Linked DNA regions of Homo sapiens: region 2 is linked to region 1. Evidence: chromatin contacts called from ENCODE Hi-C or POLR2A ChIA-PET data. All regions are on one chromosome and are shown on one strand. Each heading gives the region's core, a stretch centred on a gene start or an enhancer-like site at or near the end of the contact. The rest is flanking DNA. Distances are from core to core; before and after follow the strand shown.

Region 1 (4,932 bases), core at 1,536-4,035:
AACAAATGTAAGAAAAGCAAACCAATAAGGAAAGCTTCGCTATCACACTTTCAATAATTTTCTAACCAGAATAGAAACACTCATGGTTGCAAAGAGCAATCACCTGTCATCATAAAGAGCTTTTACTATCAAAACACTTTCACATCGATTTCTTCATTCTAGCCCCACTACAATCCTGTGAGGGAGGTACAGTAGGGATCATTAACTCCATAAGTGGGGACAATCTTAGTGAGGAAAATGAAGCAGAGAAATGTTAAAACACTTGTCCAAGGTCACACACTAGTTAATGGTAGGAAGTATCTGCAACCTTTGCCCTATGCTTTAAAGAGCAGCTAAAGGCCAAGGCATCACTGGCTGAAGCTGGAGATACTTGATGGTGCTCCTCTACCCATCTCCACTATGCAAACTTTCTTACCCTTCTCTGGTCAACTTTTCCTCTTCTCCCATTATTTTTCTCATTTTGTTTTTTAGTTTTAATAGAAGACCCAAAAGTACTTCTTAACAACCCCTTTAATGACACTCAGGGCAAAAAAGGTGTTGACTTAGGAACCACAAAAGTGGCTATGAACATGAGGTCCAAGACGATACTGTTAACAAAACACTTGTAGAACAGTGCTATCCAAAAGAATGTTCTATGATGATGGAAATGTTCTGTGTCTCTATTAATACGGTAGCCACAGGCCTCATGACTACTGAGTGCTTGAAACGTGTCTGGTATACACTTGAAAAACTGAATTTTAAATTTTATCTAATCTGTTAATTTCAATTTACTAAGCCGCATGTGGTTACCATATTAGCACAGTTCTAGAGTCTTCTGACAACCTCTTGTGGTATTAATGACAACATATGTACCTTTATTATCGGTATAAATAGTATGATATGCTCTACGATGCTTGTACTGAAATTTCTTCAGAAGCGGGACCATCATTCCCATTGAGTCTGATATATTTAGAAATTTCCTTTTCTGAGGGTGAAATGAACAGGTGGAGCAGAACACTCCATGGCATGTTTTTTTGACTCTGCTTGAAGAGACTGCACAACTTTGATCAACAAAAAGATACTCCCGCAGATCCAGACTTGCCACCCAGATTTATAATATAGGGCTTCCTCTAGATGTCTTTTTTCTTCTTTCCCACCAGTATCCACCCAAAGCAGTAAAGAATATAAATCTTAAGCACTTAAACCCTCAAATATAAGGCTTCCTGATCATCACCAAAGAAGCAGGTAAGCCACGGACCTTTATCCTCCCTTCTCTCATGAGGTACTCGTTTCCCCAAGCAGATTACACTTCCAACAGCACTCGAATCAATGCAAGAATCCCGCAGGGTAAAGTAACCCACAGTTTGTGATTCTATGCAGTCGGTGAGCAACATCTTAGCAAACCTGAAAAGGGGAAGTGTTTGCTTCCCCAGGGGTAAATTATGCTTAAGAGCGGTAAACATAATCTATTATTTCCAGCTAAAACAGAATGGAAGAGACCACCCAGCAAGTTCTATAGTCTTGTGTTCTTGCCTGTTTTGAGCTAGACCCCACTCGGCGCTACTACCCAGGCCCAGAGCAGTTCACCTTGAAACTCTGTGTTGTCAAGGCCCCTGATGGCCTCCACTGCATCCTCTGCCCGCTCCATGTGTACGAAGGCATAATCTTTCACGATGTCACATTCGATGACCGGACCATACTCCTCAAACTTGGCTCGAAGCTCTTGGTTGGTACAAGTGGGGCTGATGTTACCCACGTGTAACTTGGTTGAAGCTTTGCTCTTATTCTTGCTGGCTTCCACGTTGATGTTCACCCCATGAAGCTTGTAATGGTGCAGGTTGCGTATGGCATCCTCAGCTGCCGTCTTGTCTTCTATGTGCACAAAGCCGTAATTCTTAATGATGTCACATTCCAGCACCTTCCCATACTGCTCGAAGAGTGAGCGAATCTCCTGCTCTGTAGCCTCCCGGGGAAGGTTTCCGATGAACAGCTTCACCATCCTGACAAGAGCCTGGGAGAGAAACACAAGACTTCAAAAGTCAGGGGTGTGGTGGGAAATTTCGGTGCACTGCAGCATTTTCGTCTAATCCTCCAAAGTTCTTGCACCTTCAAGACCCTCGTACAGACATTCATTATTCTTCCTCAATAGAAGAAGGGCGGTTTGTTCTCGAGAAGTGCGAGCTATGCGTGACATGCAAACAGGAGGTCGAGGGTCAGCATGCATAGCCCAGTCTATCATCTCCGTGAAGTGGAGCGCAATGAAATACCAGAATTAGCTGCTTCATGTCTTAAAATGAGGGAAGAGAAAAGCCCAAGCAAAGGCAAGGGGCATCAATCGCAGTGCGCCTGGTAACAAGGTTTTGGAGGGAAATCTGTGTACCTCTCCTGCGCGCACTAGCGCCTTTCAAGATACTCTAAAAAGAAAAAAGTCCCCTTTCCCCCAAACCGGGGACCAACCACCTCGCCCCCAGCGGCCCACCCTCCAGCTTCTTCGCCCCAACAAAGACTCGACCCGACCCCTGCCCCGCCTCCTTCCGGAGACCCGGCCCCGCCTCCTCCCGTTGTCTTCCCAGACCTCCCGCTGCAAAATGAGAAACCCAAATCCGGGCCGTGCAGTCTGCCGGAGGCCCGGCCCGACCCGCCCCCGAGCTCCCCACATCACACACACACGACCCCCTCGCACCTCCGGGTGGCGGCAGCGACGGCGGCTCCCACGTCAGAGAGAACCTTACAAAATGGCGACGGCCGCTCGAGCCTGGACGCGACCGGGCCCTTTCTCGCGCGCCAGCTCACGCACGCGCGAGTGCGCGCTGCTTCCCTCCCCTTCCCCTCGCGGGAGCCGAGTGACCAATCCCGAGGCTGCATACAAATGACCACGCAGCACGGGGGCGGGGCCTGTTGGTGGTGGCGCGGCGCCGCGGAGGTCAGCCCACCCCCAGCCCCAGCCAGCCAGTCACCACCCTGGAAAGGGTCGCCACTGCTGCGTCAGAGGGGCTCTGAACGCAACCACTGCCTAGAAAAGCGGAGGCCTTGGGGAGTCGCTCACCACAATGGGTCCTGCTCTTGGGCCCTTTGAGGGGGGCGGGGAGCTAATGACAGAGGAATCTCCCCGAGGGCCCTAAAAAGGGGCTTTTGTAGCGGGCTGGCCGGCTTCTGTGGCAGCTTGGGGCAACATTTCAAAAATACAGGTGCGCCACATTTTAAGCAAAACTAGTCATTGTTTTGTAGCGCTTTAAACATTATTTTAAAGTTTGTCATTGCAGAGGTGTTATTTATTGCTACGGAAACTGAGAACCAAGGGGCAGAAAGATAACCTGGCAGAACTGGGACAGGCCTAAGAGGCATTGCTACCCAGGCTACGCTTAGTCATGTTTTGTTTGCTCGTGAGTATCCGTGGTCTGATTCTCTCTCACTCATTGTGTGTCCATCACAGTCCTGGTCTGTGGTGAGCACGCCAGAGGAATACTTGGTGGAGAGGCCCAGCGAGGTCCCTAGTTCTGGGTGGGACAGGGTCTCCTCGTACACACCAAGCTGGAAGTCTAGGCAACTGAGTTTCCCGACTGTCTAGCATTCAAAATTCAGCTGTGGTCCAAGGGCACCTCCTGGCGGTAAAAACAAGCTTAGGCGTGCCAGGTGCGGCGGCTCACGCCTATAATCCCAGCACTTTGGGAGGCCAAGGCGGGCGGATCACGAGTTCAGGAGTTCGACACCAGCTTGGCCAACATGGTGAAACCCCGTGTCTACTAAAAATACAAAAAATAGCCCGGCGTGGTGGCGGGCGCCTGTAATCCCAACTACTCGGGAGGCTGAGGCAGGAGAATCGTTGGAACCCGGGAGGCGGAGGTTGCAGTGAGCCGAGATGGCGTCACTGCACTCCAGCCTGGGTGACAGAGCAAGACTCGGTCTCAAAAAAAAAAAAAAAAGAAGTTTAGGCTGATTCCCCACTGTCACCTTCCAGCAAAGAGTAGCCTTTTATGGAGATTGATGGATTGGGTTTATCTCCTAGTAGAGCCCGCCAGGGAGGTTGTCAGCCACCATTCCTCATTTTAGTGGCTCCATAATGGCTTCTCTGATACCATCTGGGACACATTCCCCAGGCTGCCCTCTTCCACCCCAGCTACTTGGATATGTTCTTTACCTGAGTTCTTTTTGTTTCTCAGCCATTTCAGAAGAGGCACTGTCCTTCCAATTTTATTTTATTTTTATTTTTTGTTTAATTTTTTAAAGACAGAGTCTCACTGTGTCGCCCAGGCTGGAGGGCAGTGGTGCGATCTCGGCTTACTGCAACCTCCACCTCCTGCGTTCAAGCCATTTTCCTGCCTCAGCCTCCCGAGTAGCTGGGACTACAGGCGTGCGCTACCCCCCAGCTAATTTTTGTATTTTTAGTAGAGACAGGGTTTCACCGTGTTGGCCAGGCTGGTGTCGAACTCCCGACCTCAAGCGATCCGCTGGCCTTGGCATCCCAAAGTGTTGGGATTACAGGCGTGAGCCACCTCGCCCGGCCCTTAACTATTATTACTATTATTTTTGAGTCAGGGTGTCACTTTGTTGTCCAGGCTAGAGTGCAGTGGCACCATTATGGCTCACTGTAGCCTCGACCTCGCAGGCGCAAGTGATCTTCCTATCTTAGCCTCTGGAGCAGCTGGGACCACAGGTGTGGGCCACCCCATCCAGCTAATTTAAATTTTTTTTTTTTGTAGAGATGGGGGTCTCACTGTGTTGCCCAGGCTGGTCTCAAACTTCTGGGCTCAAGATGTTTCCACCACAGTCTCACAAAATGCTGGGATTCAGGTGTGAGCCACTGCACCCGGCTTATATGTGCTGCTAATTTAAAATAGCACTATCCTATGTTAATATTATCTAATGTTTATGCCCAAATTTCTCCTGGATTGTTACAAATGTCTTTTTACAGTTGATTTCTTCTAATCTGGACTTAAACATTGTACATTTGTA
Region 2 (5,408 bases), core at 2,782-5,281, 120 kb after region 1:
TTTTTTTTTTTTTGAGACAGAGTCTTACTCTGTTGCTTAGGCTGGAGTGCAGTGGCATGATCTCGGCTCACTGCAACCTCTGCCTCCCAGATTCAAGCCATTCTCCTGCCTCCGCCTTCCTAGTAGCTGGGATTACAGGTGTGCACCACCATGCCCGGCTAATTTTTGTATTTTCAGTAGAGACAGGGTTTCACTGTGTTGGCCAGGCTGGTCTCAAACTCCTGACCTCAGGTGATCCACACACCTCAGCCTCCCAAAGTGCTGGGATTACAGGCCTGAGTCACCACACCCAGCCAAGGCAATCTTAATGTTGGTTATGTGTTATAGCGAGAAACCTCTGGATAGAGAGAGCTTTGTTTTGGGTTATTTTCACTTTTTTTTATTGCTTTATTGTATCACTTTAGATACCTCTTCCCTCCTCTGTGCTTTGTTTTTTGTTAAAGCTAGATAATAAACCTTGCTGTTTATCTCCTTTTCTAAAGTGACTATAAGAACAAATAAGGACTTTTTTTTTTCCTGAGACAGGGTTTTGCTCTGTCACCCACGCTGGAGTGCAGTGACTTGATCTCGGCTCACTGCAGCCTCTACCTCCAAGGTTCAAGTCATTCTCCTGCCTCAGCTCCCTGAGTAGCTGGGATTACAGGTGTGCACCACCACACCTCGCTAATTTTTGTATTTTTAGTAGAGATGGGATTTCGCCATGTTGGCCAAGCTGATCTTGAACTCCTAGCCTCAAGTGATCCACCTGTCTCAGACTCTCAAAATGCTGGGATTACAGGCGTGAGCCATCATCATGCCTGGCCAAGAAATTTTGATAGAATATTTTGAATATTAGAGAGCTAAATTTTTTATTATCTGTAGTTAGATATGTTTATAAAGATAAACACTTAAGCATATCTATGACATCCCCCTTCTGCCATCTTCCTACTTTTTGCCTATTGTTTCAGTCACTATTCTAAGTGCTCTTTGTGCACTCGCTCACTTAACTCTTACAACACCCCTTGTGAAGTAAGTTTTATCATCATCATCCGCATTTTGTAGCTGAGAAAACTATGGTACAGAGAGTAAATAACTTGAAGAGTCAGGATTTGAACTCAGGCAGTCTGGTTCTAGAGTCACTTCTTACCTTATGTTACACAGAAAGAAAAATATAGGTGAATGGAGAGAATAATTAGAACAGTGAGGTACACTGGAGAGGATATAAAAGTCAGATGGAGAAGAGGAAGAAAAAGCAAAGAAAAAAGCATGGAATGTTCCACATATGAAAATAATAGAAATAAAAATGGATAGTTCCTTTAAAAAGGAGGTGAAGGGGCTGGGTGTGGTGGCTCACACCTGTAATCCCAGCACTTTGGGAGGCCGACTTGGGCGGATTGCTTGAGCTCAGGAGTTCCAGACCAGCCTGGGCAAGATGGTGAAACTCTGTCTCTACTAAAAATACAAAAATTAGTCGGGTGTGGTTCCATGCACCTGTGGTCCCATCTACTTGAGGGGCTGAGGCAGGAGAATCGCTTGAACCCAGGAGGTTGAGGCTGCAGTGAACCGTGTTTACACCATTGCACTCCAGCTTAGGTGACAAAGTGACTCTGTCTCAAAAAAAAAAAAAAAAAAAAAAAAGTTAAGGGATAGGGGTTGAGAGAATGGCAAAGAGGCAGGGATGATTTCTGATAATTTGTGACAACCTGGAGCTGTGATATAGGGCTCAATATATTTAAGATTTAGAATTTAAACACAGGCAAGCATTAAGTATGTTTAGGGAAAATACAAGTGATAAAGAATGTATTTTTTGGCCGGGCGTGGTGGCTCACGCTTGTATCCTAGCACTTTGGGAGGCCGAGGTGGGTGGATCACAAGGTCAGGAGATTGAGACCATCCTGGCCAACATAGTGAAACCTTGTCTCTACTAAAAATACAAATATTGGCTGGGCACAGTGGCTCACGCCTGTAATCCCGGCACTTTGGGAGGCCGAGGTGGGCAGATCACCTGAGGTCAGGAGTTCGAGACCAGCCTGGCCAACATGGCGAAACCCCGTCTCTACTAAAAATACAAAAATTAGCCGGGCATGGTGGCGCACGCCTGTAATCCCAGCTACTCAGGAGGCTGAGGCAGGAGAATCACCTGAACCTGGGAAGTGGAGGTTGCAGTGAGCCGAGATTGTGTCATTGCACTCCAGCATGGGTGACAGAGCAAGACTCTGTCTCCAAAAAAAAAAAAAAAAAAAAATACAAATATTAGCTGGGCATGGTGGCGCGTGCCTGTAGTCCCAGCTACTCAGGAGGCTGAGGCAGGAGAACTGATTGAACCTGGGAGGTGGAGGTTGCGGTGAGCTGAGATTTTGCCACTGCACTCCAGGCTGGGAGACAGAGTGAGACTCCATTTCAAAAAAAAAAAAAAGAATGTCTTTTTCCTGGCTGAGCACGGTGGCTCATGCCTGTAATCCCAGCAGAAGTAAAACTTTGGGAAGCCGAGGTGGGTGGATCACTCACTTGGGTGGTCAGGAGTTCAAGACCAGCCTGGCCAACATGGCGAAACCCCATCTCTACTAAAAATACAAATATTAGCTGGGCACAGTGGCGCGTGCCTGTAGTCCCAGCTACTCGGGAGGCTGAGGCAGGAGAATTGCTTGAACCCAGGAGGCGGAGGTTGCAGTGAGCCGAGATTGCGCCATTGCACTCTGCACTCCAGCCTGGGCGACAGACTGAAACTCCGTCTCAAAAAAAAAAAAAGTCTTGTTTCTCTAGGTTCATCCGTGTCACAAATGACAGGATTTCCTTCTTTTTAAAGGCTGACTAGGCTGGGTATGATGGCTCATTCCTATAATCCTAGCACTTTGGGAGGCTGAGGCAGGAGGATCACTTGACCTTGGGAGTTCAAGACCAGCCTGGGCAATATGGTGAAACCCTGTCTCTACAAAAAAATGCAAAAAGTAGCTGGGTGTAGTGGCACATGCCTGTGGTCCCAACTACTCAGGAGGCTGGGGTGGGAGGATCACTTGAGCCTGGGAGACCAAGATCACACCACTGCACTCCAGGCTGGGCAACAGAGCAAGACCCTGTCTCAAAAAAAAAAAAAAACCACAAAAAACTAACTGTATTCCATTGTGTATATACCACATTTTCTTAATCAACAGAAAGACAAATACTGTATGATTTCACTTATATGTGGAATCTGAAAAAGTCAAACTCATAGTAGAGAATAGAATGGTGGTTACCAGAGGCTGGGAGTGGGTTAAGGAAGGAAATAGGGAGTTGTTAGTTAAAGTGTACAAAGTTTCAGTTAGACAGGAGGAATAAGTCTTTAGAATCTTATTTCACAGGGGGGTGACTATAGTCAATAATAATGTATTATATATTTCAAAATAGCTGAGAGTAAATTTCAAATGTCTTACCACAAAAAATGCTAGTAAGTTATGTGATAGATGTTAATCTACTTGATTTAATCATTCCACATTATATACATATATCAAAACACCACATTGTACCCTATGAATGTATACAGTTATAGTTTATCAATTAAAAGTAATGTTAATTTAAAATTTTTTAAGCTTATTCTTTTCCTTTAGGGATTAGATATGGAAGTTTTTAATCTGTATCTTGGCTCATGTTAAATCTCACACTTAACTTATTGTTTTGCAGGTCAGATTTCATTTCAGTGTAAAGGTAAATGGAATCCTCTCCACAGAGATCTTTGGGTAAGTTCTTAGGTCTATGGCTTAAGATGATGCTATGGCTCTGCAATTTTTCTCAGCTATTATTGTCCTATTTCCAAAAGGTTCACAGTTTGATATCTTGACCCAAAGTCACCTTGAAACTAATTTTCTGACACCCCCACATTTTATTATTTTAGTAGATTCATCCCTGTCTCTAGAGGGGGTAAACTTAAAGATTGCCATTTTCCCCTTGGTTAATTAGTTACTGAATTCTAGTAATCGCTGGGGTGGTAGTAGTCATGGGCCAAAATTTATGTCAAACAGAGATTGATTTTAGAATCTTTGAGAGATGGCTTAGCTTTGCTTTGCTTTGCAGGGTGGAGAATGAACCCACTTTGAACCTTGGGAATGGAATTGCTCTTTTGGTCGACTCCCAGCATTATGTGAGGTGAAGGCGTAAAGCCTTGTTGTCCCTCTGCATGTTTTACTCTCCTCTCGAGTACGAATGTGGGTAGAAATTGGAAATTGTCTCACTTGTCATTTGTAAGTGCCAGGTGTCAGCTTCTCTATAAGAAAAGCAGAAGTAAAACTTTTTTTTATGTTGAAAACTGCTATTTTAAGTTATTTATGTATTTGAATCTATTCTAAATGACCTGAAGACATGTGCCTTCTTCTCTTCAGGCCTTATTTTACACAGACCCTGCTAGTTCCAATCCCATTTAGGCATGAGAAGAGAAGACTATGAATTTAAAACTTTACTTGAATTCTTGGCTAGAGAGATAGTATGAATACAAAGGAATTCAGTGTACATTATTTTCTGTGCATCAGCATTTTGCATAGGTTTGGAAATCATCTCTCTGCCCATCTCCATCTTCTTCAGACTCCAAGAAAGTAAATCTGGCCAGGCGCAGTGGCTCATGCCTATAATCCCAGCACTTTGGGAGGCTGAAGTTGATGGATCACTTGAGGTTAAGAGTTTGAGACCAGCCTGGCCAACATGGCAAAACCCTGTCTCTGCTAAAAATACAAAAATTAGCTGGGCATGGTAGCACATGCCTGTAATCCCAGCTACTTGGGAGGCCAAAGCATGAGAATCACTTGAACCCAGGAGGTGGAGGTTGCAGTGAGCCGAGATCACGCCACTGCACTCCAGCGACAGAGCAAGACTCTGTCTCAAAAAAAATAAATAAATAAAAAATGTAAAAAATCCATGGAGGAGGTGGTAAACAATATGGAACACACAGAGCCCTTCTGTCTTGCCTTCCTGTGCCATTTAACTACCACAGAATCCAAAGTGAAAATGAATTATGTCAAGAAAAGACCTAACATATGCTTAAGTCCAATTAATTTATTTTTTCTTTTTTTGAGACAGGGTCTCAGTCTGTTCAACCCAGATGCCATCATAGCTCACTGCAGCCTTGGTCTCCTGGGCTCAAGTCATTTTCCCACCTCAGCCTCTCGAGTAGCTAGTAGCTAGGACCACAGAAATATGCTACCATACGCTGCTAATTTTTTTTTTTTTTGAGACGGAGTCTCGCTCTTTCGCCCAGGCTGGAGTGCAGATCTCACCTCACTGCAACCTCCACCTCCCTGGTTCAAGCGATTCTCCTGCCTCAATCTCCTGAGTAGCTGGGACTATAGGTGCATGCCACCACGCCCAGCTAATTTTTTTGTATTTTTAGTAGAAATGGGGTTTCACCATGTTGGCCAGGATGGTCTCAATCTCCTGACCTCGTGATCCTCCTGCCTCGGTCTCCC

Evidence for each region. A loop is a pair of places that touch in the nucleus more often than their neighbours do. ChIA-PET counts read pairs that join two places held with the same protein, here RNA polymerase II (POLR2A). Pooled maps may share reads with other maps.
Region 2: a loop to region 1 is called in a pooled map, with 2.3 times the contacts of the local background. The contact joins the enhancer-like site here to the promoter of RBM4B in region 1. A Hi-C loop is called at or near these places in 1 of 50 pooled maps. POLR2A ChIA-PET finds 5 or more read pairs at or near these places in 4 of 52 experiments (HEK293, Panc1, SK-N-SH and 1 more).

The regions. Positions count from the first base shown.
Region 1 is chr11:66,675,102-66,680,033 of GRCh38, forward strand. RBM4B (RNA binding motif protein 4B) reads right to left here and starts at 2,786. Exons shown (of 4, transcript NM_031492.4): 1 at 2,663-2,786; 2 at 1,567-1,990. The coding sequence starts at 1,978. RefSeq lists silencers at 2,399-2,508, 2,709-2,988.
Region 2 is chr11:66,797,005-66,802,412 of GRCh38, forward strand. It overlaps TOP6BL (TOP6B like initiator of meiotic double strand breaks), which reads left to right. Exons shown (of 15, transcript NM_001302084.2): 5 at 3,637-3,692; 6 at 4,027-4,098. Among named protein-coding and RNA genes, the nearest start is that of RCE1, 44 kb to the right of the region's middle. Within about 2 kb of position 4,032, at least 3 of the 41 ENCODE cell types and tissues checked have a DNase peak (open chromatin) inside an H3K27ac peak, as active enhancers do.